Regions from separate parts of the Mus musculus genome. Here region 1 is linked to region 2. Evidence: chromatin loops called from intact Hi-C (ENCODE). Cell type or tissue: left cerebral cortex. All regions are shown on one strand. Each heading gives the region's core, and the rest is flanking DNA. Links, peaks and the distances in the headings are about the cores only.

Region 1 (16,390 bases), core at 3,148-11,147, 60 kb after region 2:
GCCCCTTGTAGCTCACTGTGAGAACTGCAGTCTCATGCCTAGGGCTACAGCAGGGGGGTTCAACACCACAAATATGACCTGCCCTGATCCCTTCTGCACAGGTGGGATGCAGGGACCATCATTCTGCTCACTGGGCTCTGCAGAACTCCATTTTCCATCTAGTGTAGGTTGAGTAGAGGCAGGCTTCCAGGTTCTCCCTGTCAAGTCCGGGACTAAAGTTAATGAAGTGTGCATCCAGAGGATGAGACCCCCTTGGAAGGAGCCTTTGCTTACAAAAAGACAGTGTAAAGATGTCATGGTTCGTTTCTCTTCAAACTCAATTGAGAGGACAGTAATGGAAATGGGGGTGCATCTGTACTTACTGGCTCATGTCTGGTGTCTCAATCCCTTCTTCTCCTGGTCCACTGGATACTGAGGAACCCCTACTGAGGACAAGGAACACAGCAGTGATTCAAATGGAAGTGCCAACTGCTCTTCCCTGTACACTACTCTAGGTCTCTTTCTCTCGCTGTGATAAAAACACTGTGAACAGAAGCAGTTCAGGAGAGCAGAGCATGCATTTCCTGTCCAGGTCTGGGTCATAGTGTAGCCCTGCAGGAAGTCAAGGCAGAACACATGTTCCTTGCTGGCTCATTTGCTGTCTCATTCTCTGATTCATGCTTAGCTACCTCTCTTATACAACCAAGGTATATCTGGCTAGGGATGCTGCTGCCCACAGTGGCCTGGGCCTCTGCATCAATTAAGACAATCACTCACATAGAGACAGACAAGTAGACCAATGGAATAGAATTGAAGACCCAGAAATGAACCCACACACCTATGGTCACTTGATCTTCGACAAGGGAGCTAAAACCATCCAGTGGAAGAAAGACAGCATTTTCAACAATTGGTGCTGGCACAACTGGTTGTTATCATGTACAAGAATGCAAATCGATCCATACTTATCTCCTTGTACTAAGGTCAAATCTAAATGGATCAAAGAACTTCACATAAAACCAGAGACACTGAAACTTATAGAGGAGAAAGTGGGGAAAAGCCTTGAAGATATGGGCACAGGGGAAAAATTCCTGAACAGAACAGCAATGGCTTGTGCTGTAAGATCGAGAATTGACAAATGGGACCTAATGAAACTCCAAAGTTTCTGCAAGGCAAAAGACACCGTCAATAAGACAAAAAGACCACCAACAGATTGGGAAAGGATCTTTACCTATCCTAAATCAGATAGGGGACTAATATCCAACATATATAAAGAACTCAAGAAGGTGGACTTCAGAAAATCAAATAACCCCATTAAAAAATGGGGCTCAGAACTGAACAAAGAATTCTCACCTGAGGAATACCGAATGGCAGAGAAGCACCTGAAAAAATGTTCAACATCCTTAATCATCAGGGAAATGCAAATCAAAACAACCCTGAGATTCCACCTCACACCAGTCAGAATGGCTAAGATCAAAAATTCAGGTGACAGCAGATGCTGGCAAGGATGTGGAGAAAGAGGAACACTCCTCCATTGTTGGTGGGATTGCAGGCTTGTACAACCACTCTGGAAATCCGTCTGGCGGTTCCTCAGAAAATTGGACATAGTACTACCAGAGGATCCAGCAATACCTCTCCTGGGCATATATCCAGAAGATGCCCCAACTGGTAAGAAGGACACATGCTCCACTATGTTCATAGCAGCCTTATTTATAATAGCCAGAAGCTGGAAAGAACCCAGATGCCCCTCAACAGAGGAATGGATACAGAAAATGTGGTACATCTACACAATGGAGTACTACTCAGCTATTAAAAAGAATGAATTTATGAAATTCCTAGCCAAATGGATGGACCTGGAGGGCATCATCCTGAGTGAGGTAACACATTCACAAAGGAACTCACACAATATGTACTCACTGATAAGTGGATATTAGCCCAAAACCTAGGATACCCAAGATATAAGATACAATTTCCTAAACACATGAAACTCAAGAAAAATGAAGACTGAAGTGTGGACACTATACCCCTCCTTAGAAGTGGGAACAAAACACCCTTGGAAGGAGTTACAGAGACAAAGTTTGGAGCTGAGATGAAAGGATGGACCATGTAGAAACTGCATTATCCAGGGATCCACCCCATAATCAGCATCCAAACGCTGACACCATTGCATACACTAGCAAGATTTTATCGAAAGGACCCAGATGTAGCTGTCTCTTGTGAGACTATGCCGGGGCCTAGCAAACACAGAAGTGGATGCCCACAGTCAGCTAATGGATGGATCACAGGGCTCCCAATGGAGGAGCTAGAGAACGTACCCAAGGAGCTAAAGGGATCTGCAACCCTATAGGTGGATCAACATTATGAACTAACCAGTACCCTGGAGCTCTTGACTCTAGCTGCATATGTATCAAAGGATGGCCTAGTCGGCCATCACTGGAAAGAGAGGCCCATTGGACACACAAACTTTATATGCCCCAGAACAGGGGAACGCCAGGGCCAAAAAGGGGGAGTGGGCGGGTAGGGGAGTGGGGGTGGGTGGGTATGGGGGACTTTTGGTATAGCATTGGAAATGTAAATGAGCTAAATACCTAATAAAAAATGGAAAGAAAAAAAAAAAAGACAATCACTCACAAACATGTCCTCAGACAGAGCTGTTAAGTAAATTATTCAGTGTAGACTTTTCCACCAGGTGACTTCTGGCTGTGTCAAGGTGAAAGTTAAAACTAACAAGGACACTGTGTTAAATTGTCAAGTCCTCCTTCTCCAAAGGGAGACACCACAGGAAGTTCTCTCTCTCTCTCTCTCTCTCTCTCTCTCTCTCTCTCTCTCTCTCTCTCTCTCTCTCTCTCTCTCTCTCTCTCCCTCTCTCTCTCTTGACACCACATATGCTGGAGTACTCAGAGCCAGGACCACTCAGGGTAATCTACATTTGGTTGGTTTCACTCTTCCAAGTTAGCATAATTTGAGCTCAGGGATGCTCTGATGAACACCACTGACATTCTCAAGAGTAAATACAAGGGTGTCTTAAAGCATCAATATCATCCTTACTCAGGACAGGCCCCCCCAGGCACAATCGTCTCCCCTGCCTCTTCTGGCTTTACTAGAATCAGAACAGAAGCCAATCACAAGCTGAAAAAAAAAAAAGGAACTGGGAGAATTTGGAATTAAAAATCATGAGCTTGGATCCAAGTACTGAGTGATACTTCAGGGTCATGGGGATCATAAGAGTGAATGGAGGGGACAAGAAGGCAGGAGAAGATGACACAATGAAAATCCACATCATCTTTTTTTTTAATGGCTCTCCTCAATTGAATTTTATTTGTATTTTAACTTTGAGAATTTTCTCATGTCTTAAGCATGAAAACAGCAACACTTTGCATCTCAATATCATTACCAAGATAAATGATTCTTTTTTATGTATTTTTTTAATTAGGTATTTTCTTCATTTACATTTCAAATGCTATCCCAAAAGTCCTTCAGGCCCTCCCACACACACACACACTCCCCTACCCACCCACTCCCACTTCTTGGCCCTGGTGTTCCTGGGTACTGAGGCATATAAAGATTGCAAGACCAAGGGGCCTCTCTTCCCAATGATAGCCGACTAGGCCAACTTCTGCTACATATGCAGCTAGAGACACGAGCTCTCGGGGGTACTGGTTAGTTCATATTGTTGTTTCACCTATAGGGTTGCAGACCCTATTAGCTCCCTGGGTACTTTCTCTAGATCCTCCATTGGGGCCCTGTGATCAATCCAATAGCTGACTGTGTGCATGCACTTCTGTTTTTGCCAGGCCCCAGCATAGCCTCACAAGAGACAGCTACATCTGGATCCTTTCAGGAAAATCTTGCTGGTGTATGCATTGGTGTCTGCATTTGGAGGCTGATTATGGGATGGATCCCCAGGTATCACAGTCTTTAGATGGTCCATCCTTTCGTCTCAGCTCCAAACTTTGTCTCTGTAACTCCTTCCAATGGTGTTTTCTTCCGAATATTAAAAAGGAGCAAAATGTCCACACTTTGGTCTTCGTTTTTGTTGAGTTTCATGTGTTTTGCAAATTTTATCTTGTATCTTGGGTATTCTAAGTTTCTAGGTTAATATCCACTTATCAGTGAGTACATATCGTGTGAGTTCTTTTTGATTGTGTTACCTCACTCAGGATGATGCCCACGAGGTCCATCCATTTGCCTAGGAATTTCATAAATTCATTCTTTTTAATAACTGAGTAGTACTCCATTGTAAATGTACAACATTTTCTGTATCCATTCCTCTGTTGAGGGACATCTGGGTTCTTTCCAGCTTCTGGCTATTATAAAGAAGGCTGGTATGAACATAGGGGAGCATGTGTCCTTCTAATGAGTTGGAACATCTTCTGGATATATGCCCAGGAGAGGTATTGGGGGATCCTCCGGTAGTACTATGTCCAATTTTCTGATCAACCGCCAGACTGATTTCCAAAGTGGTTGTACAAACTTGCAATCCCACCAACAATGGAGAAGTGTTCCTCTTTCTCCATATCCTCACCAGTATCTGTTGTCACCTGAATTTTTGATCTTAGCAATTCTGACTGGTGTGAGGTGGGATCTCAGGGTTGTTTGGATTTGCATTTCCCTGATGATTAAGGATGCTGAATATTTTTTTCAGGTGCTTCTCAGCCATTCAGTATTCCTCAGGTGAGAATACTTTGTTTATCTCTGGGCCCCATTTTTTACTACGGTTATTTGATTTTCTGGAGTCCACCTTCTTGAGTTCTTTATATATATTGGATATTAGTCCCCTATCTGATTTAGGATTGGTAAAGATCCTTTCCCAATCTGTCGGTGGCCTTTTTGTCTTATTGACGGTGTCTTTTGCCTTGCAGAAGCTTTGCAATTTTAGGAGGTCCCATTTGTTGATTCTCAGTCTTACAGCATAAGCCATTGTTGTTCTATTCAGGAATTTTTCCCCTGTGCCCATATCTTCAAGGCTTTCCCCACTTTCTCCTCTATACGTTTCAGTGTCTCTGGTTTTATGTGAAGTTCCATGATCCACTTAGATTTGACCTTAGTACAAGGAGATAGGAATGGATCAATTCGCATTCTTCTACATGATAACCACCAGTTGTGTCAATACCATTTGTTGAAAATGCTGTCTTTTTTCCACTGGATGGTTTTAGCTCCCTTTTGAAGATCAAGTGACCATAGGTGTGTGGGTTCATTTCTGGGTCTTGATTCTATTCCATTGGTCTACTTGTCTGTCACTATGCCAGTACCATGCAGTTTTATCACAATTGCCCTGTAGTACAGCTTTAGGTCAGGCATGGTGATTCCACAACAGGTTCTTTTATCACTGAGAAGAGTTTCTGCTATCCTAGGTTTTTTATTATTCCAGATGAATTTGCAAATTGCACTTTCTAGTTCGTTGAAGATTTGAGTTGGAATTTTGATGGGGATTGCATTGAATCTGTAGATTGCTTTTGGCAAGATAGCCATTTTTACTATATTGATGCTGACAATCCATGAGCATGGGAGATCTTTCCATCTTCTGAGATCTTCTTTAATTTCTTTCTTCAGAGACTTGAAGTTCTTATCCTACAGATCTTTCACTTCCTTAGTTAGAGTCACGCCAAGATATTTTATACTATTTGTGACTATTGTGAAGGGAGTTGTTTCCCTAATTTCTTTATCAGCCTGTTTATCCTTTGTGTAGAGAAAGGCCATTGACTTGTTTGAGTTAATTTTAAATCCAGCTACTTCACTGAAGGTATTTATCAGGTCTAGGAATCCTCTGGTGGAATTTTTAGGGTCACTTATGTATACTAAAATATCATCTGCAAACAATAATATTTTGTCTTCTTCCTTTCCAATTTGTATACCCTTGATCTCCTCTTGTTTTTGAATTGCTCTGGCTAGGACTTCAAGTACTATGTTGAATAAGACAGAAGAAAGTGGGCAGCCTTGTCTAGTCCCTGATTTTAGTGGGATTGCTTCTAGCATCTCTCCATTTACTTTGATGTTGGCTACTGGTTTGCTGTAGATTGCTTTTATCATATTTGGTATGGGCCTCAATTTCCTGATTTTTTTCAAGACTTTTATCATGAATGGGTATTGGATTTTGTCAAATGCTTTCTCCATATCTAAGAAGATGATCATGTGGTTTTTGTCTTTGTGTTTGTTTATATAGTGAATTGCGTTGATGGATTTCCATATATTAAACCATGCCTGCATCCCTGGAATGAAACCTACTTGGTCAGAATGGATGATTGCTTTGATGTGTTCTTGGGTTCAGTTACCGATAATTTTATTGAGTATTTTTGCATCGATATTCATAAGTGAAATTGGTCTGAAGTTCTCTATCTTTGTTGGGACTTTCTGTGGTTTACGTATAAGAGTAATTGTGGCTTCATAGAATGAATTGGGTAGAGTACCTTCTCCTTCTAAGTTGTGGAATGGTTTATGAAGAACTGGAATTAGATATTCTTTGAAGGTCTGATAGAACTCTGCATTAAACCCATCTGGTCCTGAGCTCTTTTTGGTTGGGAGACTATTAATGACTGCTTCTATTTTTTTAGGGAATATAGGACTGTTTAGATCTTTAACCTGATACTGATTTAACTTTGGTACCTGGTATCTGTCTAGAAATTTGTCCTTTTCATCCAGGTTTTCCGGTTTTGTTGAGTATAGCCTCTTGTAGGAGGATCTGATGGTGTTTTGAATTTCTTCAGGATCGGTTGTTATGTCTCCCTTTTCATTTCTAATTTTGTTAATTAGGATGCTGTGTCTGTGCCCTCTAGTGAGTCTGGATAAGGGTTTACCTCTCTTGTTAAATTTCTCAAAGAACCAGCTCCTCCTTTGGTTGATTCTTTGAATAGTTCTTCTTCTTTCTACTTGGTTGATTTTTCCCCTGAGTTTGATTATTTCCTGCCATCTAATCCTCTTGGGTAAATGTGCTTCCTTTTGTTCTAGAGCTTTTAGGTGTGTTGTCAAGCTGTTAATGTGTGCTCTCTCTAGTTTCTTTTTGGAGGCATTTAGAGCTATGAGTTTTCCTCTTAGAAATGCTTTCATTGTGTCCATTATGTTTGGATATGTTGTGGCTTCATTTTCATTAAACTCTAAACAGTCTTTAATTTCTTTCTTTATTCCTTACTTGACCAAGGTATCATTGGGTAGAGTGTTGTTCAGTTTCCATATGAATATTGGCTTTCTATTATTTATGTTGTTATTGAAGATCAGCCTTAGTCCATGGTGATCTGATAGGATGCATTTCAATATTTTTGTATCTGTTGAGTCCTGTTTTGTGACCAATTATATGGTAAGTTTTGGAGCAGGTACCATGAGGTGCTGAGAAGAAGGTATATCCTTTTGTTTTAGGATAAAATGTTTTGTAGATATCTGTTAGATCCATTTGTTTCATAATTTCTGTTAGTTTCACTGTGTCACTGTTTAGTTTCTGTTTCCACAATATGTCCATTGATGAAAGTGGTATGTTGAATTCTCCCATTATTATTGTGTGAGGTGCAATGTGTGCTTTGAGCCTTGCTAAAGTTTCTTTGATGAATGTGGCTGCCCTTATATTTGGAGCATAGGTATTCAGAATTGAGAGTTCCTCTTGGAAGATTTTACCTTTGCTGAGTATGAAATGCTCCTCCTTGTCTTTTTGATAACTTTGGGTTGGAAGTTGATTTTATTCGATATTAGAATGGCTACTCCAGCTTGTTTCTTCAGACCATTTCCTTGGAAAATTGTTTTCCAGCCTTTCACTCTGAGGTAGTGTCTGTCTTTTTCCCTGAGATGGGTTTCCTGTAAGCAGCAAAATGTTGGGTCCTGTTTGTGTAGCCAATTTGTTAGTCTATGTCTTTTTATTGGGGAACTGAGTCCACTGATATTAAGAGATATTAAGGAAAAGTAATTGTTGCTTCCTATTATATTTGTTTTTAGAGTTGGCATTTTGTTCTTGTGGCTGTCTTCTTTTAGGTTTGTTGAAGGGTTACTTTCTTGCTTTTTCTAGGGCGTAGTTTTGTCTACTACAGAAAAAAAGTGTAGCTTCCAAAGTTCAACATTCTAGAAGACACAGAGAACAGTTATGAATATCTGCTCCACCGAACAGACATCAGACTAAAAGACACAGGTAGGAATATAAAAGAACCAAGCTCAAGGGTCAGAAGGCACGTCCTGAAGGATATGTTCCAGTGAATGATGAACAGAGGCAGACTTGCATACCACATCCTCCATGACTGATTTGAGGCTTAAAGCAATTTTGAAATCATATCTTTAAGTCTTCTTACACAAAACCAAACTATCCTTTCTTGGTGTTTAAAGGTTTTTTTTTTTTTCATTATTATTTAACTCTTAAAATAGATTTAAAATTCCACAACATAGACTAGAGAAAATGTTCTCACAGTCTGAGCATTCTGCAAAGCACCGAACACACTGTCTGGTTTCTCTTAAGTGAGAGGAGAACAGGGGAAGTTACTGTATGTAGGACATGGCTCACTGCAGAACCAGGCTGCTTGGCTGGCCCTGCTCCTCCTTGTGTAGTGAGTCAGGATCAGCCCTGCAGTGCTCTTCCTCACTGGCACTGTCCCATCCTTCTGGCAGGGACTGGTGGTCCTGAGGAGAACTTTCACAGGCCTTATGTGCAGGAACAGCCCCTTTCTTTTGGGGCAAGATTGTAAAAAATGCCTCTTGCCAGTCTCTTGTTTCCAAGAACTCCAGGATAATTTCATACACATGGTTAACCGCCAGGACTTTTCAACTATTCATCTTCACAAAATCTGCAAGAGGGAGCTTGTAGGAGGCTGTAGCCTCCCCCTTAGGCTGCCCGAGCCACACCTTAAAGATGGCACCTGCCAGATGCAGAGCTGGTGGTGTAAACAAGTCTATATTTGGTGGAGAAGCGTCCCTGCCACGCTGATTGGCTGAAGCCATGTGCCTGGTGAGGTGACGTGGCCTGCCGTGAGTGGATGGGGGCTGAGAGTATATAAGAGTGAGAGGCCCGGGGTTCAGGGGAAAGAGATGAAGACTGAAGCTTGCTGAATAAACTGCTGTTAGAAGAACTGGTGGTCATGTCATTCTTGCTGGTCTTGCTGGTCGAGAACAGATGTGACAGGAGCTGGGCAGGAGCTGGGCATGTTCGATTCAGTAACTGGATGCTTGTTTAAATGTGAGTTCCTTGTGATGGTTGTGGTCCACTAGCCCTCCAATCATGTAGGCCTTTGACTCATCTAAGTCCTTCAGTACATTAGGTGAGTCTGATGTCAGAAAAACCAGTTCTTCTTTTTTTATGAGTTCACTATAGTGCTCAGATTTGATGTGAATATTCTTCCAGTTGCCCATCAATGGTCGTTCTCATCCATGTTCTTCTTCAATTGACCTCCACGGCTTGTCAAGTAAAACTGCACTGGATGAGATGCCTGGTGGTTTTCTGCATAACATCATTGAATCTGTTTATGAAGTTTCTTAATATCCTTTAACACCATCAAGTCATCAATGCTACAGTCGATGACCAGGCTGAGGCTGCTATGAGCAACATCACTCCCAATACACTTCCTGTTGTTTCCATCTGAGTTGGACTCCAGCTGACGTTGTTCTAATTCCTTTCTCTTGCGTTTTTCTTTTCATTTTTCCTTGTCCTGTTCCCTTTGCTTGTCCCACTATTTTTGTTTCATTCACTTCTTCAGTTGCCATTTAGATACTGGCTCAGCCTTTGCATCTACTCTCAGCTTCTGTCTCTCCTCTTCACCAGCTTTTTTTCCACATTAGGAGACTCAATGGATGCTGGCAGCATTTCAGATGGGGAACACGGGGGTGCGGTCAGAAAGCCTTTCTGAAGTGCTCTTGGCTCCTTAGTGCATTAGTCCTCCTTCAGAAACTTCAACTCCCAGAGACAGAGGCGGTGGTTACACCAATACTGACATTTTAATAATCCATTTACCAAGACATGTATGTTTCTCTCCCTGTTGTCCTATTGAGGCTGGTTGTCAAGTTCTAGACGAGGGAAATATAGAATCCATTAGTAGTAGTGGTGTTGCTGGGAATAAAGAGCTCTTGGGAGCAAGACAAGGGCTTCCCATTGATAATCCAAGACTAATGTGCAAGAGGGTAGGAGACTGCATGGCAGGAGAGATTGAGATTTGACACTGCATGGTAATGGATGTTTGAGGGGAATATCAGCAGGACATCTGAGCCATTGGAGCAAACAGAATAAAGCCATATGTGATGTCAGCAGAGGGAAGGAGAAATCCTGGCCTATAAAAGGATATAGTATGTGTGCTATACCATCAGTTAAACAGGTCCCAGTCAGAGCTAGGGTGCAGCTTTGTAAAAGAGTACTCATGTGGCATGCATGAGCTCTGTTCCCTCAACAGCATACACAGAGAAGAACCACACTAAGTACCCATGTGTTCATAAAGTCTGAGTCCAAGATGTCCCCTGTACTCCATCACCATGAGCTTTTCTAGGCAAGAGAAGTCCCTCCAACCCATTATAGCTCAATTCTTGGCCTGGCTGCATATGCTTGGCCTAGACCAAGATGTCCTGGTCTTCATAGGGTTCAGAGGGTCTGTGTCATGAACCCAGTAGCGACAAAGTGTCCTGGCTTTATCCCTCAGTATTTAGACAGTTGTAGCAAGAATGTGAAGGAAGTTATTAACACACTTGATATTTAATATGATTAGCACTGTTATCCTCACAGTTAATGTTCAGCATGAGTGGATCACTGTAGATAACACTCAGTGAGTCCCAGGTTTCACATTCTTAGGGTCCTGTGTCAACTAGGACATGAATAAGTGAGAGTCTTGCTATCCTTAGCTTTAGCTTGCCACCTGCTGAAAGGCTGTGACCATTTCACCTTCACAGGTAGGGTTATGCTGAGTCTCAGGTTCATGCTTTAAGGCTACTGTTTTCACCCTGCCTGGGTTTGGAATTGTTTCTTTTAATGGTCTCATTAGATAGCAGTGCTGTGCAGATATCAGAAAGAACAAGGCCCCTGTGAGGTGTCTTATGCTTACAAATGCCTCATTCATTCACTGTTGATCTCTGTACACCCCACCACTAATCTATGTCCTTGGAGAATTAGGCAGAAGAACATGAGTGCTCAGACATGGTAAGTCTCCTGTGCTGTGTGGGAGAAACAGTCTTTGTCAGATGGGAGTTGAGCTACAGAGCTGTATGGTACAGACCTAGGACGGTGATTCATAGCCCCAGGGTCTCTCCTGGACCTCAGTGATTCACTGTTTCCCTTGCACCATGAAGCTGTGTCCATCCAGCTATGCTGATCACTGCTGAGCCAGGCTCAGCACCCACAAAGACTTTGCTTTCCAAGGCTGCCCTAGAGAGCAGACATAAGAAGACTGCACATGGCACAGGAGAGCAAGTGGGCTGCAGAAGCAACATACTTTCTTGGACAGGGTCCTTTTCGGGCCTTCATCTTCAGCCAGCAGTCAGAGCTGAGCTCCAGACCCCTGCACACTTTCCCTGCCAGAGGAGAGTCAGCCTCGAGATAGGACTCTGACCACGGGACCAAGTGAGATCGCCATCTTGTATGCCACATCCCTCAGAGACCAGTCTACAGGAGAAAGTGGGGGCTTCAAAAACAGCATAGCTTCTTGGACAGGGTCCCTATCTGGCCTTCATCTTCAGCCAGGAGGAAGAGTTGAGCTCCAGAACTCTGGGCATTTTCCCAGCAAGAGGAGAGCTTGCCTGCAGAGAGTGCAGTGAACACTGAGGCTCAGGAGAGAGTTGGAATCCCAGGAGTGCTGACAGAGTCTAACAGAATCACAGGAGGAACATGTTCCAGCCAGGGACAGCTATAACAGCTAACACCAGATATTACCAGATGGTGAAAGGCAAACATAAGAACCTTACTAATGGAAACCAAAACCACTCAGCATCATCAGAACCTAGCACTCCCAACACTGCAAGTCCTGGATATTCCAACAAACTCAAAAAGGACGATTCGAATTTAAAATCATATCTCATGATGCTGGTAGAGGATTTTTTTCCATTTTTTATTAGGTATTTAGCTCATTTACATTTCGAATGCTATACCAAAAGTCCCCCATATCCACCCACCCCCAAACCCCTGCCCACCCACTCCCCCTTTTTGACCCTGGTGTTCCCCTGTACTGGGGCATATAAAGTTTGCAAGTCCAATGGGCCTCTCTTTCCAGTGATGGCCGACTAGGCCATCTTTTGATATATATGAAGCTAGAGTCAAGAGCTCCGGGGTACTGGTTAGTTCATAATGTTGTTCCACCTATAGGGTTGCAGATCCCTTTAGCTCCTTGGCTACTTTCTCTAGCTCCTCCATTGGGAGCCCTATGATCCATCCATTAGCTGACTGTGAGCATCCACTTCTGTGTTTGCTAGGCCCTGGCATAGTCTCACAAGAGACAGCTACATCTGGGTCCTTTCGATAAAATCTTGCTAGTGTATGCAATGGTGTCAGCGTTTGGATGCTGATTATGGGGTGGATCCCTGGATATGGCAGTCTCTACATGGTCCATCCTTTCATCTCAGCTCCAAACTTTGTCTCTGTAACTCCTTCCATGGGTGTTTTGTTCCCAAATCTAAGGAGGGGCATAGTGTCCACACTTCAGTCTTCAGTCTTCTTGAGTTTCATGTGTTTAGCAAATTATATCTTATATCTTGGGTATCCTAGGTTTGGGGCTAATATCCACTTATCAGTGAGTACATATTGTGTGAGTTTCTTTGTGAATGTGTTACCTCACTCAGGATGATGCCCTCCAGGTCCATCCATTTGGCTAGGAATTTCATAAATTCATTCTTTTTAATAGCTGAGTAGTACTCCATTGTGTAGATGTACCACATTTTCTGTATCCATTCCTCTGTTGAGGGGCATCTAGGTTCTTTCCAGCTTCTGGCTATTATAAATAAGGCTGCTATGAACATAGTGGAGCATGTGTCCTTCTTACCACTTGGGGCATCTTCTGGATATATGCCCAGGAGAGGTATTGCTGGATCCTCTGGTAGTACTATGTCCAATTTTCTGAGGAACCGCCAGACTGATTTCCAGAGTGGTTGTACAAGCCTGCACTCCCACCAACAATGGAGGAGTGTTCCTCTTTCTCCACATCCTTGCCAGCATCTGCTGTCACCTGAATTTTTGATCTTAGCCATTCTGACTGGTGTGAGGTGGAATCTCAGGGTTGTTTTGATTTGCATTTCCCTGATGATTAAGGATGTTGAACATTTTTTCAGGTGCTTCTCTGCCATTCGGTATTCCTCAGGTGAGAATTCTTTGTTCAGTTCTGAGCCCCATTTTTTAATGGGGTTATTTGATTTTCTGAAGTCCACCTTCTTGAGTTCTTTATATATGTTGGATATTAGTCCCCTATCTGATTTAGGATAGGTAAAGATCCTTTCCCAATCTGTTGGTGGTCTTTTTGTCTTATTGACGGTGTCTTTTGCCTTGCAGAAACTTTGGAGTTTCATTAGGTCCCATTTGTCAATTCTCGATCTTACAGCACAAGCCATTGCTGTTCTGTTCAGGAATTTTTCCCCTGTACCCATATCTTCAAGGCTTTTCCCCACTTTCTCCTCTATAAGTTTCAGTGTCTCTGGTTTTATGTGAAGTTCCTTGATCCACTTAGATTTGACCTTAGTACAAGGAGATAAGTATGGATCGATTCGCATTCTTCTACACGATAACAACCAGTTGTGCCAGCACCAATTGTTGAAAATGCTGTCTTTCTTCCACTGGATGGTTTTAGCTCCCTTGTCAAAGATCAAGTGACCAAAGGTGTTAGGGTTCATTTCTGGGTCTTCAATTCTATTCCATTGGTCTACTTGTCTGTCTCTATACCAGTACCATGCAGTTTTTATCACAATTGCTCTGTAGTAAAGCTTTAGGTCTGGCATGGTGATTCCGCCAGAAGTTCTTTTATCCTTGAGAAGACTTTTTGCTATCCTAGGTTTTTTGTTATTCCAGACAAATTTGCAAATTGCTCCTTCCAATTCGGTGAAGAATTGAGTTGGAATTTTGATGGGGATTGCATTGAATCTGTAGATTGCTTTTGGCAAGATAGCCATTTTTACAATGTTGATCCTGCCAATCCATGAGCATGGGAGATCTTTCCATCTTCTGAGATCTTCCTTAATTTCTTTCTTCAGAGATTTGAAGTTTTTATCATACAGATCTTTCACTTCCTTAGTTAGAGTCACGCCAAGATATTTGATATTATTTGTGACTATTGAGAAGGGTGTTGTTTCCCTAATTTCTTTCTCAGCCTGTTTATTCTTTGTATAGAGAAAGGCCATTGACTTGTTTGAGTTTATTTTATATCCAGCTACTTCACCGAAGCTGTTTATCAGGTTTAGGAGTTCTCTGGTAGAATTTTTAGGGTCACTTATATATACTATCATATCATCTGCAAAAAGTGATATTTTGACTTCCTCTTTTCCAATTTGTATCCCCTTGATCTCCTTTTGTTGTCGAATTGCTCTGGCTAATACTTCAAGTACTATGTTGAAAAGGTAGGGAGAAAGTGGGCAGCCTTGTCTAGTCCCTGATTTTAGTGGAATTGCTTCCAGCTTCTCTCCATTTACTTTGATGTTGGCTACTGGTTTGCTGTAGATTGCTTTTATCATGTTTAGGTATGGGCCTTGAATTCCTGATCTTTCCAACACTTTTATCATGAATGGGTGTTGGATCTTGTCAAATGCTTTTTCTGCATCTAACGAGATGATCATGTGGTTTTTGTCTTTGAGTTTGTTTATATAATGGATTACATTGATAGATTTTTGTATATTAAACCATCCCTGCATCCCTGTAATAAAACCTACTTGGTCAGGATGGATGATTGCTTTAATGTGTTCTTGGATTCGGTTAGCGAGAATTTTATTGAGGATTTTTGCATTGATATTCATAAGAGAAATTGGTCTGAAGTTCTCTATCTTTGTTGGGTCTTTCTGTGGCTTAGGTATCAGAGTAATAGTGGCTTCATAAAATGAGTTGGGTAGAGTACCTTCTACTTCTATTTTGTGAAATAGTTTGTGCAGAACTGGAATTAGATCTTCTTTGAAGGTCTTATAGAACTCTGCACTAAACCCATCTGGTCCTGGGCTTTTTTTGGTTGGGAGACTATTAATAACTGCTTCTATTTCTTTAGGTGATATGGGACTGTTTAGATGGTCAACTTGATCCTGATTCAACTTTGGTACCTGGTATCTGTCCAGAAATTTGTCCATTTCGTCCAGGTTTTCCAGTTTTGTTGAGTATAGCCTTTTGAAGAAGGATCTGATGGTGTTTTGGATTTCTTCAGGATCTGTTGTTATGTCTCCCTTTTCATTTCTGATTTTGTTAATTAGGATTTTGTCCCTGTGCCCTTTAGTGAGTCTAGCTAAGGGTTTATCTATCTTGTTGATTTTCTCAAAGAACCAACTCCTCGTTTGGTTAATTCTTTGAATAGTTCTTCTTGTTTCTACTTGGTTAATTTCACCCCTGAGTTTGATTATTTCCTGCCGTCTACTCCTCTTGGGTGAATTTGCTTCCTTTTTTTCTAGGGCTTTTAGATGTGTTGTGAAGCTGCTAGTATGTGCTATCTCCCGTTTCTTCTTGGAGGCACTCAGAGCTATGAGTTTCCCTCTTAGAAATGCTTTCATTGTGTCCCATAGGTTTGGGTACGTTGTGGCTTTCCACGAATCCAGCTGGTAGAGGATTTTAAGAAGGACATTAATAACACACTTACAGAAATACAGGAGAACACTGCTAAACAGGTAGAAGCGTTTAAAGAGGAAGCACAAAATCCCTTTAAAAATTATAGGAAAACACTGCTAAACAGGTAGAAGTCCCTAAAGAGGAAACACAAAAATCCCTCCCTCAAAGAATTACAGGAAAACACTGCTAAACAGGTAGAAGTCCATAAAGAAGAAACAAAATTCCCTTAAATTATTACAGAAAAACACAAACAAACAGGTAATGGAATTGAACAAAACAATCAAGATCTAAAAATGGAAGTAGAAACACTAAAGAAAACCCAAAGGGAGACAACTCTGGAGATAGAAATCCTAGAAAAAAAAATCAGGAACCATAGATGCAAGAATCAGCAACAGAATACAAGAGATGGAAGAAAGAATATCACATGCAGAAGATTCCATAGAAAACATGGACACAACAATCAAAGAAAATGCAAAATGGACCTTGGCTCCGGGACTCTGCGGAGGGCAGGCTGCACGGGTGAGGGTGTGGAATACAGAGGCCAGCAGTTTCTGGGACAGGCGAGAGCCAGAGAGCTTCTGAGGCAGCGCCATCTTTGGCTCCAGACAACCGGCCACCTTCCTGGTGAGAGCACAGGGGTCCACCAGGCCCGAGAGCTTTCTGCCTCAGACTCCGGCGGGAGCCACCTTGGTTCCTGGACTCCGTGGAGGGCAGGCTGCACGGGTGAGGGTGTGGAATGCAGAGGCCAGCAATTTC
Region 2 (16,390 bases), core at 5,047-13,046:
CCTAGCTTCCTGGAAGTGAGTATACTGCTAGCAGCCTCCAGATAAAGATGTAGAACTCTCAGCTCTGCTGCAACATGCCTCCATGGATACTGTCATGCTTCTGCCTGAATGATAATGAACTGAATCTGTGACCTGTAAGAAAGCCACAATTGAATGTTGTCCTTTCTAAGACTTGCAAGGTCCCAGTGTTTGTTCACAGCAGTAAACACTGACTAAGACAACTGTCAACCTCAGTTCTCCCTTTTGGTTCAGCAAAAGCATGAAACTCAATGTTCATTAGCAAAAAATGGAACTCGTTGCCCTTGGGCTGCACTGTGCAACAGTAGGGAGCAGAACAGTGTGAGGAGGGTACCAGCAGTTTGAAAGAATTGACACAGACATTGTGCTACCATATGCTCCATGGAACTATTCCATGGGATACTATGGAACTATTAAAAATAAAGGCATCATTAATTTGAAGACACATGGATGGAACTTGAGAATAACATACTGAATGAAATAACCCAGTACCAAAATGGCATGCATGGTATGTATTCACTTATAAGTAGATATTAGCCAAAAAATACAAGATTCACACACTACACTGCACTGACCCAAAGAAGCTAAACAAGTTGGAAAGCCAAGGGTGTATACATAAATCCCATAAGAAGGGGGGAGCATATGGAGGGAGGGAACTGGGTAGGAGAGGGGATATGGGAGAAAATGGAGGGGTTCAGGATCAGGTCGGGGAGGGATGGGAGAGATGGCCAACTGGCCATACAAATGAATGGAAATCTGTAACTGGCAGGGGTGGGTAGATGTGGGCATCTCAATATAGAAATGCCCCCACCCTGATATAGCATGAGATGAGGGGTCACTCATTCATCACGGCCAGGTTGACTGGAAGACTGGTCTTTGAGTTGGCTGGGTTGAAGGCCTCACATTGGTACTCTCCAGCATCCTCCTTCCTCACAGTATGTATCCTGAGTTGGCACTTTGATGGAGACAGGCTCATCCTCTCTGTGAGCTGAAGACTCTGATTGTTGAAGAGCCAACGGATGGAGACCCCAGTGTTGTCTGAGAAGCAAGTGAAGACCACTGGGCTCTGTACTCTAACTGTGCTGTCTGTGACTCTCACAACAGGCTGTGTCACAAGCTCTGCAAAGAAACAGAGGGGGGACCAAATGACATTCATCTTTTAGACATCTCAAACAGCCCCTCTATAGATCACATTGAATAAAGCATTTAGGAAGGAGAAATTGGAGCTGTGACTATAGATATATCTTGTGCTTTGCATCTGCAACCTACAAACTGTATGATCCTGACTCAGCCAATGAGGTTGATGTGCCTCAGTTTACCTGAAGTAGGACACTCTGTACATGATCATTGCACTGACTATGAGTTACCATTAGGTGTGAGCAATGTTCTGACCTTGGGGTGGGGAAGCTGCTTGCATCAACAGCATTTGTTCCACTTACCCTAGGCTGGATTCCTGAGGGTAGGGAGGTGCCTGGGGAACTGTCACTTCTGTCCCAACCCTTGGATACATTATTTTCATATGAGTATCCTAAGTCCATCAGAACAGTTGGCTTCTGTCCTGGTACCTGTCTGTTGAGACTCATGAGAAGGAGGTGCACAGGTGACCCACATGAATGCAGCTGTCATGGTGGTAAACAGCTGATCCTACACCCTGTGGGACATGGACACTCAGCAAAGCCTTGTTCCCTGTCAGCTCTCACAGGAAGTTCAATGCTACCCTGAGGAGAAGCTGTCTTTGGACACCTAGAGTGGAGTCTGGATCCTTGGCTTCCTGATGCTCCTTTTACTGATTCAGTAGTGAGGAATGGGACTACAGACTGAAAGGAAGAAACAAGGCAAAGAGACAAATCCATCAATATTGAGATCTTTGTTTTTGGTGAAAAGACAGGGTCATGTGACCAGAGAAGCTTAGATCCATCACTCAGTGGAGGATGGTGGGAGTGTCTGCTCAAGTCACAGGGATTGAACAAATGACCTCAATGCCCTCGGTGGGCCTAACTGTATGTTCCTTCCTCTGTGGGGAACTTTATCCTCCTGTGTCTCCACCCTCACTGTCTCCACAAGCCTGCTCCCCCTTAGAAGATGTGAGTTATAGGGAAACTTTTTCTCAATTTTTTTTCTTCCAATAGAGACCCCAGGTTTTTACATCTCAACCACCATTCTGGTCCAGTCAATACCTGACTTCACTTCAGGCCTTCCTGATCTGTCTTACATCCCATTACACCTAGAGCTTTGTTAGAAAAAAAATCTAATTTGATATTTTGAGAAGGTCCAGTCCCTAAACAGGCTTGAATACCTGTGGGTAGATAGGCAAATATCCAAAGATCTTGAATGTCAAGATGCTAATGAAATTCTCATATTTGGAACTACTGACACTGGTTAAAACTCCAGCTGGAATCATCACACAAAGGTGTATGGAATAGACATGTTTGGAGCTGTGTGAAGAAGCAGGTGTACACCATGCTGAGTGTATGCTTATGGACAGGTTATAGCACCTAGATAGAGGTCGGTGGTCACTTGAGAGACCCTTCCTCATCCTCTGCCTTAGGAGATTCCAGCAAGCCTCTGAGTTCCCCTCCTCCCACACAGTCAGGCACTGTCCTCCTCACCAGTGAGCAGAGGACAATATCAAGGGCTGTAAGCATTGCAGAGAAGTACACAGTGGGTCATCATGGCTGCAGCAGCTGCACTGCCCTCCCTCTGAGGTGAACAGCATTTACTCCAGCACTGCCCCACAAGCTCTGCAGTCTTCCTCCCTTTGAGTTCAGCCTCCACCCAGGCTGGAGGGTTTCCCAGGGTGATGCTGACTGCTATCATGAATGATGGCAAGCACAAGACTGATAATCATCTCTGCACCCTGGGCAGCAACAGCTCAACACAAGACTGCCCTTGCTGTGTTCTACCAATGTGTCCTTTACGGCACAGGATCCTAAGCTGCCCTTCTTTCTCAGTGCTGTGGAATGTACTACCTGCAGGAAGGTGACAAAGATGTCTGTAAGGACTGAAAAGGGACCTGCTGACTGATGTCTAGGAAAGGGACAGACCCATGCTCACTAGAGTCATCAGTCAGGGTACATTGTCATGAGACACAGGAGCAATTATGTGGAGAGTTTCTTGTGACTTTGAAGCAAGAGGTCACCTAGACCCCAGAGTGAGGACAGTCACCCCATAAACCTAAGAAGAATTTCAGAGGGACTCTCAGCATCCTGTGTTACCTGAGCCTCATCCAGGGTCTGCCCATGTCCTTCCTGGGAGGCAGATGTCCTCTGTCTAGGTGATTCCCTATGGGACATACCAGGGAGAGCTGGGAACATGTTAACACACTATGCTCTGACAGAGTAATGTGCTTAGTAGGTCTGAAAGACTGCCCATGAGAATACAACATCTGTAGGGTGAGGAATGGAGCCAGGCTACACCCCAAGTGAATGGTTTCCCAAGTTACTTTTCTGAGTTTTCTGCCATTCTGAGCATGTAAAGAGCCTCAGGAGACTGGGCAGACTCTCAAGTCCTGTGCTAAATTACTTCACCATCTAGTGTGCAGGAACAGAATTGCCCCTCATTCTTGGTGCTCTCCAGTTAGCAACACTTAAATTGTTAACCTGCAGGAGAGAATTCCAGGAGATACACAACAGAGAAAGAACACGTGCCAGGAGGACCTGTGTCCATTGTCCATCACCTTTGAGACTCTGGCCTTCCTGCAAAGTCTCATAAGGCCATCCAAACAGCTAGTTAATGCCCTGGAGCCCAGATTGTCCTCTCCAGCAGTGCATTCCTGGATGTGTCTCTGTGAAAGATGTCCAGGGGAACTATCATAACTGTGGCTCTCATGACAGTGCACTGGATGGTGACACATGCCATATCAACCTTGTACCATGTCTGCTCTAACAGGAATCTAAAGCCAACCAATAACATAAACATTTCCCATTGTCACCTGCAATCTAAACTCACAGAGATTTGCTTCCAGGCCTCCTGGTGCTCTGTGTGGGACACCACAGCTTCCTCAACTAAGGCTTATCTAACACACATGGAGTCTATATCAGAGATATGGGCATGGTAAGAGGCCCAAGGGTCAGGGCAGAGTCTGACATTCTTGGGCTGAGTTTATCCAGCACAGGATGGGTACTTCTCTATTAAAAGACAGGTGACAGGTTCTGATCTAATGCTGTTGGACCACCCCATGTGTACCCAGCTGTAAGTGCCCAAATGCCAATGTGAGAACACAATGCAGTGGTGGAGAGAGCAGGCATAGCCCACTTCTTAGAGTACAATTATGAAATAGGGTAAGCCACACCCAGCAGTAGGAAGCCATAGAGAGTCACTTACTGTGGACGTTGATTTGCACGTGCAAGGTTTCAACTTTCACATTGCTGTCTATTGTTATTAGTGTGTACAAGCCAGAGTCTTTCTCAGTCAAATCCTGGAGCAGCAGGGATCCATTAAGGTACCCAATCTCTCTTCTGCTGTATGATTGGCCAATGAGCATGGAATACCTTGCTTTGCTATATTCTACAGTTTTGAAGTATGGATTGCTATCTACGCCTTTGTACCAGGAAAAGGCTTGTGGATCTTTTGGCAGATTATAGACCTGGAAAAGAACACTTTCCCCTTCAGTAGCATGCCGAGTCACTGGATCGATCCTGAGTTGGGCAGAGTCAAGAGTGTCACAGCATGGGGAAAGGGAGGCTGGAAGGAAAAGGAAAAAAATTATCACATGGGATCATTGTGCTTGGTGGAAAGATGGTGACATGTATTCTAAACAGATGGATTCTTCACTCAGCCTAGACAGGTCTGTGGGGGCGTCTATCCAACCTGCTCACTTTCTGACTTTTCTCATTTCTTTGTACCTGCACTCAACCTCTGACCTCACCTTATACATGTTCTTCCTGCTCTGCCTGCAGGCCCCAGGACTAGGGCTGGGTAAGGGCTTGGGGCAGGCTGCTCTTCTTAGAAGGCCCAGGAATTATACTGTCATGATTTATGTCAACTTGATACAAGCCAGAGTCATTTGAAACAGGGAGCCTCAACTAAAAATACAAATACCAGAATGACTGCTGGGCAGGTCTATAGCAAATCTTTTAACTGGGAGGAACCAGTCCACTGTGAGCATTTACATCCCTAGACTCATAATCCCATTTGCTATAAGATAAGGATGAGCAAGGTGTGAAGAGACAGGCAGGAAGCAGCACCCTTCCATTCTGTCTAAAACTATGCTGGGATACTTTGATTTCTTCTGTTGTTTTTTGTTTTGTTTTGTGTTGGTTTTTTTTTTTATGAAACTCTGCTGTTTAGTGATAATAAGCACACTGGATTGATAAAGATAGCCAAAAACCATTGTTCACTCTCTGCACAGAGCAGAAGTAAGGGTAATGTCCTAGAAAAATGGAACCCAGGACATTTTTAGTCAAGCCTGGGATAGACAACCAGGACCAGAGCTTGCCAGTGCGCACTATTCTGAATGGACTCCACACTTTCCTTGTGTGCATTGCAAGAGCCTCAACAGACAGAGCAGTCTGGCATCTTAGGTCCTCTGAGATACAAGTGGATGTCAGAAAGCAGAGTCTGACCCATGGGCATTTCTCTCCTACATGTGTGTCCTGCATAGAGTAGTCAAACCCCAATATAGGGATAAAAGTGCAGACAGGAGGTAGTCACATGCCAGCAGTGACAGTGCTCCTGGTAGAAGCCCCAACCAGCACTGAATGATCACAGAGAATCACTTACTGTCAACCTGAAGGTAAATGTGTGCTAGTTCCATTTTCCGATATCGATTCAGAGTTTGTAGGGTGTAGAATCCAGTGTCTTTCCAGGTGACATTCTGGAGCAGCAGGGATCCATTGCTGAACACTGTCTCTCTACCGCTGTGGGCAGGGCCTGGATCGCTTAAATTCTTGAGTGTTCTGTGTCTGACAATCTCAACCTTGTTAGTCATAATCACCCCTTTGTACCAAAAAAATAATTGAAGATACTCTGGAAGATTGTGAACACGGAGAAAAACACTTCCTCCTTCAGCAACTCTGGGCGGCACTGATTCAATAGTGAGCTTGGCAGGGAAGGAAGGGCGCCCACAGGTGAAATGAGAGGCTAGAAGGGAAGAGAGATCCATCGATATTAGGACTTTCATATTTGACTGAGATGGCACCCTGTGTCCTGATCAGCTGTGTCCATAGCTCAGCTGAGGTGTGTGAGTGAGGGTCTCCCTTCCCTACTTGGTGGCAGTCACCACATTACCTCCATGTGTTCCGTGTCCCTCACTTGTCATTTCCTCTGTATGGTGCTCTCTCCTTGGGTGTCTACACAGTCCTGCTTCATTCCCCTGAGATCCCTGCTCACACTCAGTGTAGATGGTGTTGGAGTACTGCCTCCTGACCCCTTCCCCAGCATTCTGTCTTCACTCTCTGACTCTATTGTTGTATTTCTGTTCCTTTAATGGTTCACTCTGACACCTGATCACCTTCTAGCTTTCTTTACTTGTCTGTCTTCCTGTCCACTAGGGCTAGAGAATTGTGAGACCCAGTAGTGGTCTTCTTTTTTTAAAGAAAGGCTGCCTAAAAACACATCAAATATCTGTGGGGAATGAATGAATGAATGAATGAATGATGTCACAGGACCATGCAAGATAATGGTCACATTCATATGTTTGCGGTACAGTATTCAATAAGTCCATTACCTTTGGTTTTGTTTTTGTTTTGTTTTTTTGTTACATTCTGGGGGGGGGGGAATGCATGCACAGGTGAACACTCGCCCATGAGATCATGCCTCTCTGTATGTGTGTTTCTCAGTGGGTGGCGGTGGTAGCAGGACACCTTCCCTAGGTGGAGGTGAGAAGACAAATTGTATTCACTGCTTCAAAGGTTGTCAGACAAAGAAGTAAATGCAGATATCCACTGAGCCATGTCACTGATCAACACCAGGTGGAATTTTATTGGGACTTCACAGCTGAGAGCAGCAGACTTCAGAACCCTGTGCTCATGCTGATTAACTGTGGGGGAGAACACTCTCCCCCAGCCCGTACTTCTTCACCAAGAGCCTCCTGCTGCTGCTGAACCTCTGTCCCACTGTGGCTTCTCTCCTACAAACCCTGAGACTCCTCTCAGGTCATTGAGTTCCTGAGGAGACTCCAAAGGATAGCTGAGTCCTCTCTCCTCACACTTTGTAAAGTGTGGGCTCCTCATCCATGATCAGGAGGGCCTGACAGGGAGTATAATCTTGGCAGACAGTAACTGGGGACTTTCCTGGATTCTGGCCTGATATGGCCTCTATCTGTATCATATCTGGTACAGCCCAAATTGCCCGTTCCTCATATAGCCTCAGGCTCCTCCCAGACAGAAGCATATTGGGCTGTGGGTGGGTGGCTCTGTGTTCTCTACCCTGTAAATTCTCTGAATCACCAACCCTCTCCTCTTGGCTCTTTCTGTTTAAGCCCTCCAGAGTACACAGTGACAAACAACCTTCTGAGCATCTCTGAGCACTGAGACAACAGCAGCTCTCCCAGGGGTGGCCCTCAGTTGTGTTCTCATCCTGGGTCAGTCAGCAACAAAGAGGGAGCCACTGCACTCTCTGTGCAACACAGAATCCCAGCTGGGCACACAGTCTGCCCTGTGTTCTCAGTGCTCTGGAAAGACGGGATTTGATTTCAGGAGGAAGGTGACAGAGATATCTATGAGGGATCCAAAGGGGCCAGCTGCAGGATGAGTGAGGACGGGGACAGATCATTCTCACTGCAGGCACCAGGCAGGATGGTGAAGGAGGAGAAAGGCCCAGGAGCAGGTGGGTCAGGAGCCCACAGCGCGAGTGTGTGAGAGGAGGTGACCTGGGTTCTAGAATGATTGCTATGGGCTCCATCATCAATTACAGGGTTTTAAGACAGTGTTCACACTTCCTCTGCTGGCTGAGCTGTGTCTCATGTGATCCCTGTGCACAGTGGCCTTTCTGAGATGCCTTAAAACTCTGTCTACATAATTCCCATAGGACACCTTTTCATTCCCAGAGAAAATACATGTCTGGAACGTGAACATGAACCCCTAGCAGGGTAGCAGGTACAGAAAGCAACAAAACGGTCTGAGGAGACTATGACAGGGACCTCCAGATATACAGGCAAAAGATAAAAGAAAAGATACAAGGTGAGGTCCTGACTCAGGCATATAGGTTTATTAGTATTCCTTGAGTGGCACCAGGCTATGCCTGCTCTTCACTATGGGAACTGCAATTCATGTCTGGGGAACTGTCCACATCATTGCAGCCTGTCCCATTTGCTTATAGGAGAGAATGTACTGACCCCAAAAGAAAAGAATTTGTCAGTAGGATCTGTGTCTTCTCTCCCTCCCTCATGGGACCCTGGTCTTTCTGAAAGACTCTTAAGCCCATCAGGACAATGAGTTAATGGACTGGGAATCTGCCCTGCTGTTGTCTCCCTTTGGGTCACTAGTGTGACCAGGATACACAGACTAATCCTGGCTCTCATGGCAATACACTGGTTGGTTCCACATGCAGCAAGACATTGACTACAACACTCTTCTCTGCAGACAGAAAGTCAAGATCCAACCCTAACACAAAGATTCTCAGGTCCCACAGGAGGTGAGGCTGGAACAGAGGTGTGGAGCAAGGGGTTTCTTGTACTCAGCTCTGTAAGATGCCCATAGCTTCCACTGGACCTTCTTTCTTTCCTCAAGGACTTTTTCAAGGATGTTTCCCTATGAAGGAACCCAAGGGTCTAGACAGAGGCTGATGTCCTTGGCTGACTTGCCCACCCTGCATCCAGATTTCTCCAATGTAAAATCAAATGAAGGATTCTGCACAATTGACTTTGTTCTCCTCCATGTGTGTCCTGCACTAAATGCTCAAGCCCCAACATGGAGACACAATGCAGAGGGAAAGGAGACACAGGCCAGGCCTGACACTTCTATGTGCCTAGTGGAGGGACCCAACCCAGCACCCAGAGTTCACAAAGAATTACTTACAGTACACCTGAAGAAATGTGGATGTATTTGATACCAGTTCTCCATGTTTGCTTATGGTTCGAAGAGTATAATATCCTGTGTCCTCCTTGGTGACATTTTGGATCCATAGGGATCCATTGCTGTACAATATCTCTCTATCACTGTGATCAGGCCCTGTCATACTTGTGTTATAGTCCAGTAAATGTAGTGCAATTGCAAGCTGCCAATTTTTCAGGCCTCTATACCAGGAAAAGGCTAGAAGATTCTCGGGCAGATTGTCAACTCGTAGAAGAACATTTTCTCCTTCAACCACTTGGAGCGGTGAATGGATGGTGACTCGGGCAGTAGTGGAGAGGAGCCAGCAGGTAAAGAGGGAGGCTAGAAGGGAAGAGAAATAAGCCACCAATCATGAGCAGGCGTGAGCATCCCTCGCCTTATACCTATGGGTAGGGGTGTGACATGAATGGAGATGAGCAGCATTACCTCCATGCCCTCAGAGCCTCAGAGGGTGTCGTTTCTGCTCTGTGGAATCCTCTACTCAGGTGTCCCCATATCACTCTTCATATAAAGAGTGTCTGTTGTGAAGAGAATGAACTCTCTAATGTCCTCCTCCTCCTTTTCCTCCTCCTCCTCCTCTTCCTCCTCCTCCTCCTCCTCCTCCACCCCTGCACATAATCCTCATTTTCTGAATTGTTTTCTATTCTATTTGCAGCTCTATTAAACCATTGACTCTCTCCTCTGAATACTCTGATTTCTGGTTCACTAGAAAAGGCTTTGTGAAGACAGCCATTAAAATTATCTTTTTGGAATGCTCAGTAGCTGAAAAGAACTCAGAAAATAATGGGAGTGAAAAAGAAGGGAAAAAACAAAGGAAACAGGAAGGAAGGAACGAACGAATGAATGAATGAACGAACGAACAAAGGAAGGAAAGAAAGAAGGAAGGAAAGAAGGCAGGTAGAAGGAAGGAAAGAAGGAGGGGAGAAAGGAAGGAAAGAAGGAAGGAAGTAGGAAAGAAAGAAGGAAGGAAGGAAGGAAGGAAGGAAGGAAGGAAGGAAGGAAGAAAGGAAAGAAAGAAAGAAAGAAAGAAAGAAAGAAAGAAAGAAAGAAAGAAAGAAAGAAAGAAAGAAAGAAAGAAAGAAAGAAAGAAAGAAGAAAAGAAAGGAAAAAGGAAAGAAGTAAAGGAGAAAGGGAGGATATCTGCATGGATTCATCTACGCAGTTCCTAGGTTTGGAGCAAATGACAATCATTACGTTAAAGTGTGATTTAATAATTATGTATTGTATGTGTGGGTTTCTGAAGGCTTGTGTCTCAGTGTGCACATTGTGGGTGCATGACACACAGCTGTGTGGAGTGCAGAGCAGAGCCTGAAGGAGCCTGTATCTCCATCTACCCTGTGAGAGCAGAGTAATGAATTCAGAATGGTGCTGGGAACCATGGCCTCAGCCATGGCCTTGTGGATATTTTCTAGCTTACATAAACAATCCTGAGAGAACATATGTGGTCATAACAGTAAGAATGTTTGTGGGTAGAGAGGACACTGTGTTGTTGGTTCCAGGAGCTGAAGATGGCCACCTGACCTTCAGAGAGCCTCCAGGCTCTTCCCCCCTCCCTTGGACCCTCCTCTTGTTTATGCTTATGTTGCCACTACTGAATAAAGTTTTCAGAGCTTGAGCAGTAAGATTGACTTGTGCTCATTCTTATTGTTTCTTTCCTTCCCACTCTCTCACTCCCTTGCCCTGGGTCTCCACTAACCACTAATTATCCTTGCAGATAGGGATAGAATGGCCTGTCACCACAGACTGAGCCATCTAGCTGGACCATCAAAGTTTGACTCCTATTTGGATATTCACTCTGTCAAGGTGGGTTCCATTGGGATTCCAATGCTAGCCAATGTGACTGATTTGAATAGGGGCATCTGAGGATTTTCTCTCCCCTCATCAGCTCCTGTCTGCTCAGACCTTCCTGCTGCTGAGCCTCTGTCCCTCACTACACTTTCCTCACCTCAACTACAAATAGATACCCAAGTTTTCTCTAGACATCTCCTATACAGAATATTTTTGTTTTCGGAGTTTCCCTTCCCACACACAATCAGATAGCTGGAACACATACCTGTGAGCAGAACCCTTTGCCAGGGGGTACACCCATTGCTGAGAAGCTCAGAGGATGCCTCCATATCTCTTCTCACTGTACTGGCCTTTCTCTGAGGAGACCTTCAGCTCCTGCAAGGCACCTGGCTTCTGCTGTCCTTCCTCCTTCTGAGCTGAGTTTTCTCTCAGGCAGGAGCACTTCCCAGAATCCTATGGGCTGTGTGTGGTGGGGTCTGTGACCACGACACTGCTCAGTCACTTCCACTCTCAGTGCTGCCCCAAATCTTCCTCACATTTTCTCTCTTTATGTTTCTTCTCCAACAAAACCTTGAGCAACACAGATGATAAGTATCGACATGCCCTCAGAGAACAATGATTCATCCAGGCGCTGATATCTGCTGACTCCTGGACATGAGTCTGTCAGCATCAAAGAGGGAACCTCTATCTTTCCTATGTGTCCCTGAGACACATAGACCCAGATGAGCTCCCAGTCAGCCCTGTGTCTTCAGTACTCTGGGAAGGTGGGATTTCCCAGCAGGAAGGTGACACAGGTGCCAGTGAAGTTTGGAAGGGACCAGTTGTGTGATGACTGGGAATGAAGATAAACCCTTTATCACTAATGAAACCAGTCAAGTTCCTAACACAAGACAGAGGCCAGGGAGCAGCTGTGTGAGGAATTCATCTTCTTGGTGTTGGGAAAGATGTGACCTGTGTGTCCTGGAAAGGACTGTTGGCTTCTATCCTATGGACAGTTTGCAGGCAACCTTCCAGCATTATGGGTTGGTTTAACTGTGTTTGCTGAGCCAAACTGCTCTCTGGTCTTCCTGGGTCACCAATACCCTTTGTCTGGATGATCCTGCAGCAAAAGTCCTGTCTTCCCCTTGGGAGATGCAAGAAGGGAGAGGAATTATAGGATGCCAGGAGAAAGGGGTGTCCGGGGACACAAGAAAAAGACCAGGATCTAAGGAGGGAGATCCAAGTTAGTAGGGACAGGAATGGAAAACAGTCTCCTAGGCAAAGTCATAACTCAGGGAAACAATTGTCTGAGTGTTGAGTGAGAGCCCCACACAAGAAGACACAACTTCCTGTCTAGTAGATGGGCTGTGGAGTGGTGGATTTCTTCAGAAATACTTGAGAGACTCATGACAAAGTTCTGGAGTCGATTCTAACTGTTCATTTGTTTTCAGTTCTTGGACAAGATGTCCCCTTAAGCAGCTGATGACCAAGATTAACATCAGCTTCTCCATGATTCATAGACACCTGAGAAAGTTCCAGGGTGGGAACAATGCATACGTGGCTAGAGACAGAGAACTTGTGCTTCACATCTGTCACCTGTAGACTGTGTGATGCTCATGTGGCCACTGTGTTCCCTGTGTCTCAGTTTCCCAGCAACAGCACAATAAGGGGAAAATGTTACAGTGTCTACAACGTAGCCTTAAATATGAACAAGGGTCTGACACTGAGGCAGGATGGCTGTCCAGATCAGCAGGGTCTGCTACCATTTGTTCCAAGGAGTAGAATCTTTAGAGTTACTCTCTGAGGACATGAATCATCAAGGGTAACTAAGTACTCTATCCCTCTCCTGGAGACTCTGACCTTCCTGTGAGGTCTCATAAGCCATCAGAACAGTTAGCTGATGGCCTGGCACCTGTACAGCTGTGCACTCCAGTCTGAGTCAAAGAAGGAGATGAGCAGTGACCCTGCAGCATTATGGGTTGGCTGTGCTGTGTGTTGGCTGAGCACAGTTCTCACTGGTCGTCCTGGGTCAGCTCTGCCCTTTGTCTGGGTGATTCCCCACCAGCAATCCTGTCTTATACTATGGGAGATGACAGGAGGGAGGAGACTTTCACTTTCCCTAGAGAGAGGGGTCTTCTCAGACAAAAGAAACAGAGCAAGGTCTAGGGAGGGAGATCAAGGTTAGTGGGGACAGGAATGGAAAGCAGTCTTCTAGGCAAGGTCTCCTAGCTCAAGGAAACAATGGTCCTAGTGTTGAGTGAGCAACATGATATTGCTCCCTGTAGTTCTCTGGGAAAACTGCAGTCTCATGCCTAGGGATACAGCAGGTGGCTTCAACACCACAAATATGATCTGCCCTGATCCTTTCTCCACAGGTAGGATGCAAGGACCCTCATTCTGCTCACTGTGCTCTGCAGAATTCCTTTTTCCATCTAGTGTAGGGTGAGACTAGACAGACTTTCAGGTTTTCCCTGGCAAGTCATGGACTAAAGTTGGATGAAGTGTGCATCCATAGGATGAGACCCCTTGGGAGGAGCCCTGAGCTCACAAAATGACATGGAGAGATGTCATAGTTCATTTCTCTTCAGACTCAAGCAAGAAGACAGTAATGGAAAGGGGGGTGCACCTATACTCACTGGCCCATGTCTGGTGTCTCAATTCCTCCTTCTCCAGGCAACTGGATACTGAGGGACCCCTACTGAGGACAGGGAACAGAACAGTGATTCAAATGGAAGTGCTAACTGCTCTTCCCTGTACACTGCTCTAGGTCTCTTTCTCTCACTGTGATAAAAACACTGTGGACAGAAGCAGTTCAGGAGAGCAGAGCATGCATTTCCTGTCCAGGTCTGGGTCATAGTGTAGCCCTGAAGGAAGTCAAGGCAGAAAACATGCACCTTGCTGGCTCATTTGCTGTCTCATTCTCTGATTCATGCTTAGCTACCTCTCTTATACCACCAAGGTAAATCTGGCTAGGGATGCTGCTGCCCACAGTGGCCTGGGCCTCCTGCATCAATTAAGACAATCACTCACAAACATGTCCTCAGCACAGCTGTTAAGGAAATTATTCAGTGTAGACTTTTCCATCAGGTGACTTCTGGCTGTGTCAAGGTGACAGTTAAAACTAACAAGGACACTGTGTTAAATTGTCAAGTCCTCCTTCTCCGAAGGGAGACACCACAGGAAGTTCCCCGTCTCCAAAGAAGAAAGAAGTCCTCTCTCTCTCTCTCTCTCTCTCTCTCTCTCTCTCTCTCTCTCTCTCTCTCTCTCTCTCTCTCTCTCTCCACCACATATGCTGGAGTACTCAGAGCCAGGACCACTCAGGATAATCTACATTTGGTTGGTTTCACTCTTCCAAATTAGCATAATTTGAGCTCAGGGATGCTCTGGTGAACACCACTGACATTCTCAAGAGTAAATACAAGGGTGTCTTAAAGCATCAATATCATCCTTACTCAGGACAGGCCCCCCCAGGCACAATCGTCTCCCCTGCCTCTTCTGGCTTTACTAGAATCAGAACAGAAGCCAATCGCCAGATGAAAAAAATAAATAAATAAAAGGAACTGGGAGAATTTGGTATTAAAAATCATGAGCATGGATCCAAGTACTGAGTGATTCTTTAGGGTCATGGGGATCATAAAAGTGAATGGAGGGGACAAGAAGGCAGGAGAAGATGACACAATGAAAATCCACATCTTCTTTTTTTTTAATGGCTATCTTCAATTGAATTTTATTTGTATTTTAACTTTGAGAATTTTCTCACTGTCTTAAGCATGAAAACAGCAACACTTTGCATCTCAATATCATTACCAAGATAAATGATTCTTTTTTATGTATTTTTTTAATTAGATATTTTCTTCATTTAAATTTCAAATGCTATCCCAAAAGTCCTTCAGGCCCTCCCACACACACACACACTCCCCTACCCACCCACTCCCACTTCTTGGCCCTGGTGTTCCTGGGTACTGAGGCATATAAAGATTGCAAGACCAAGGGGCCTCTCTCCCAATGATAGCCGACTAGGCCAACTTCTGCTACATATGCAGCTAGAGACACGAGCTCTGGGGGGTACTGGTTAGTTCATATTGTTGTTCCACCTATAGGGTTGCAGACCCCTTTAGCTCCCTGGGTACTTTCTCTAGCTCCTCCATTGGGGCCCTGTGATCCATCCAATAGCTGACTGTGAGCATGCACTTCTGTTTTTGCCAGGCCTCAGCATAGCCTCACAAGAGACAGCTACATCTGGATCCTTTCAGCAAAATCTTGCTGGTGTATGCATTGGTGTCGGCATTTGGAGGCTGATTATGGGATGGATCCCCAGGTATCCCAGTCTCTAGATGGTCCATCCTTTCGTCTCAGCTCCAAACTGTGGCTCTGTAACTCCTTCCATGGGTCTTTTCTTCCCAATATTAAAAAGAGGCAAAATGTCCACACTTTGGTCTTCGTTCTTCTTGAGTTTCATGTGTTTTGCAAATTTTATCTTGTATCTTGGGTATTCTAAGTTTCTGGGCTAGTATCCACTTATCAGTGAGTACATATCATGTGAGTTCTTTTTAATTGTGTTACCTCACTCAGGATGATGCCCACAAGGTCCATCCATTTGCCTAGGAATTTCATAAATTCATTCTTTTTAATAGCTGAGTAGTACTCCATTGTATAAATGTACAACATTTTCTGTATCCATTCCTCTGTTAAGGGACATCTGGGTTCTTTCCACCTTCTGGCTATTATAAATAAGGCTGGTATGAACATAGGGGAGCATGTGTCCTTCTAATGAGTTGGAACATATTCTGGATATATGCCCAGGAGAGGTATTGGGGGATCCTCCAGTACTATTATGTCCAATTTTCTGATCAACTGTCAGACTGATTTCCAGAGTGGTTGTACAAACTTGCAATCCCACCAACAATGGAGAAGTGTTCCTCTTTCTCCATATCCTCGCCAGTATCTGTTGTCACCCGAATTTTTGATCTTAGCCATTCTGACTGGTGTGAGGTGGAATCTCGGGGTTGTTTTGATTTGCATTTCCCTGATGATTAAGGATGCTGAATATATTTTCAGGAGCTTCTCAGCCATTCAGTATTCCTCAGGTGAGAATACTTTGTTTAGCTCCGAGCCCCATTTAATTAGTGGGGTTATTTGATTTTCTGGAGTTCACCTTCTTGAGTTCTTTATATATATTGGATATTAGTCCACTATCTGATTTAGGATTGGTAAAGATACTTTCCCAATCGGTTGGTGGCCTTTTTGAATTATTGACGGTGTCTTTTGCCTTCCAGAAGCTTTGCAATTTTATGAGTTCCCATTTGTTGATTCTCAGTCTTACAGCATAAGCCATTGTTGTTCTATTCAGGCATTTTTCCCCTGTGCCCATATCTTCAAGGCTTTTCCCCACTTTCTCCTCTATATGTTTCAGTGTCTCTGGTTTTATGTGGAGTTCCTTGATCCACTTAGATTTGACCTTAGTACAAGGAGATAGGAATGGATCAATTCGCATTCTTCTACATGATAACCACCAGTTGTGTCAACACCATTTGTTGAAAATGCTGTCTTTTTTCCACTGGATGGTTTTAGCTCCCTTGTCAAAGATCAAGTGACCATAGGTGTTAGGGTTC

The links. Peaks named below come from ENCODE experiments on the same cell type or tissue, not always from the same donor. Only the 100,000 strongest peaks of a DNase experiment are listed, where the experiment ranks them.
Region 1: it touches region 2 in a loop (2.4-fold over the local background); 2 of 42 quality-filtered maps call a loop at or near these places.

What each region holds. Positions count from the first base shown.
Region 1 is chr7:18,618,243-18,634,632 of GRCm38, forward strand. It overlaps the pseudogene Gm19092. Among named protein-coding and RNA genes, the nearest start is that of Psg23, 9.9 kb to the left of the region's middle. In left cerebral cortex, for the core only: no CTCF peak of the experiment used is centred there; no DNase peak of the experiment used is centred there.
Region 2 is chr7:18,555,999-18,572,388 of GRCm38, forward strand. It overlaps Psg27 (pregnancy-specific glycoprotein 27), which reads right to left and starts at 11,307. Exons shown (of 5, transcript NM_001037168.1): 1 at 11,065-11,307; 2 at 8,976-9,332; 3 at 5,740-6,099; 4 at 4,342-4,701; 5 at 516-1,137. The coding sequence starts at 11,128. The coding sequence ends at 854. In left cerebral cortex, for the core only: no CTCF peak of the experiment used is centred there; no DNase peak of the experiment used is centred there.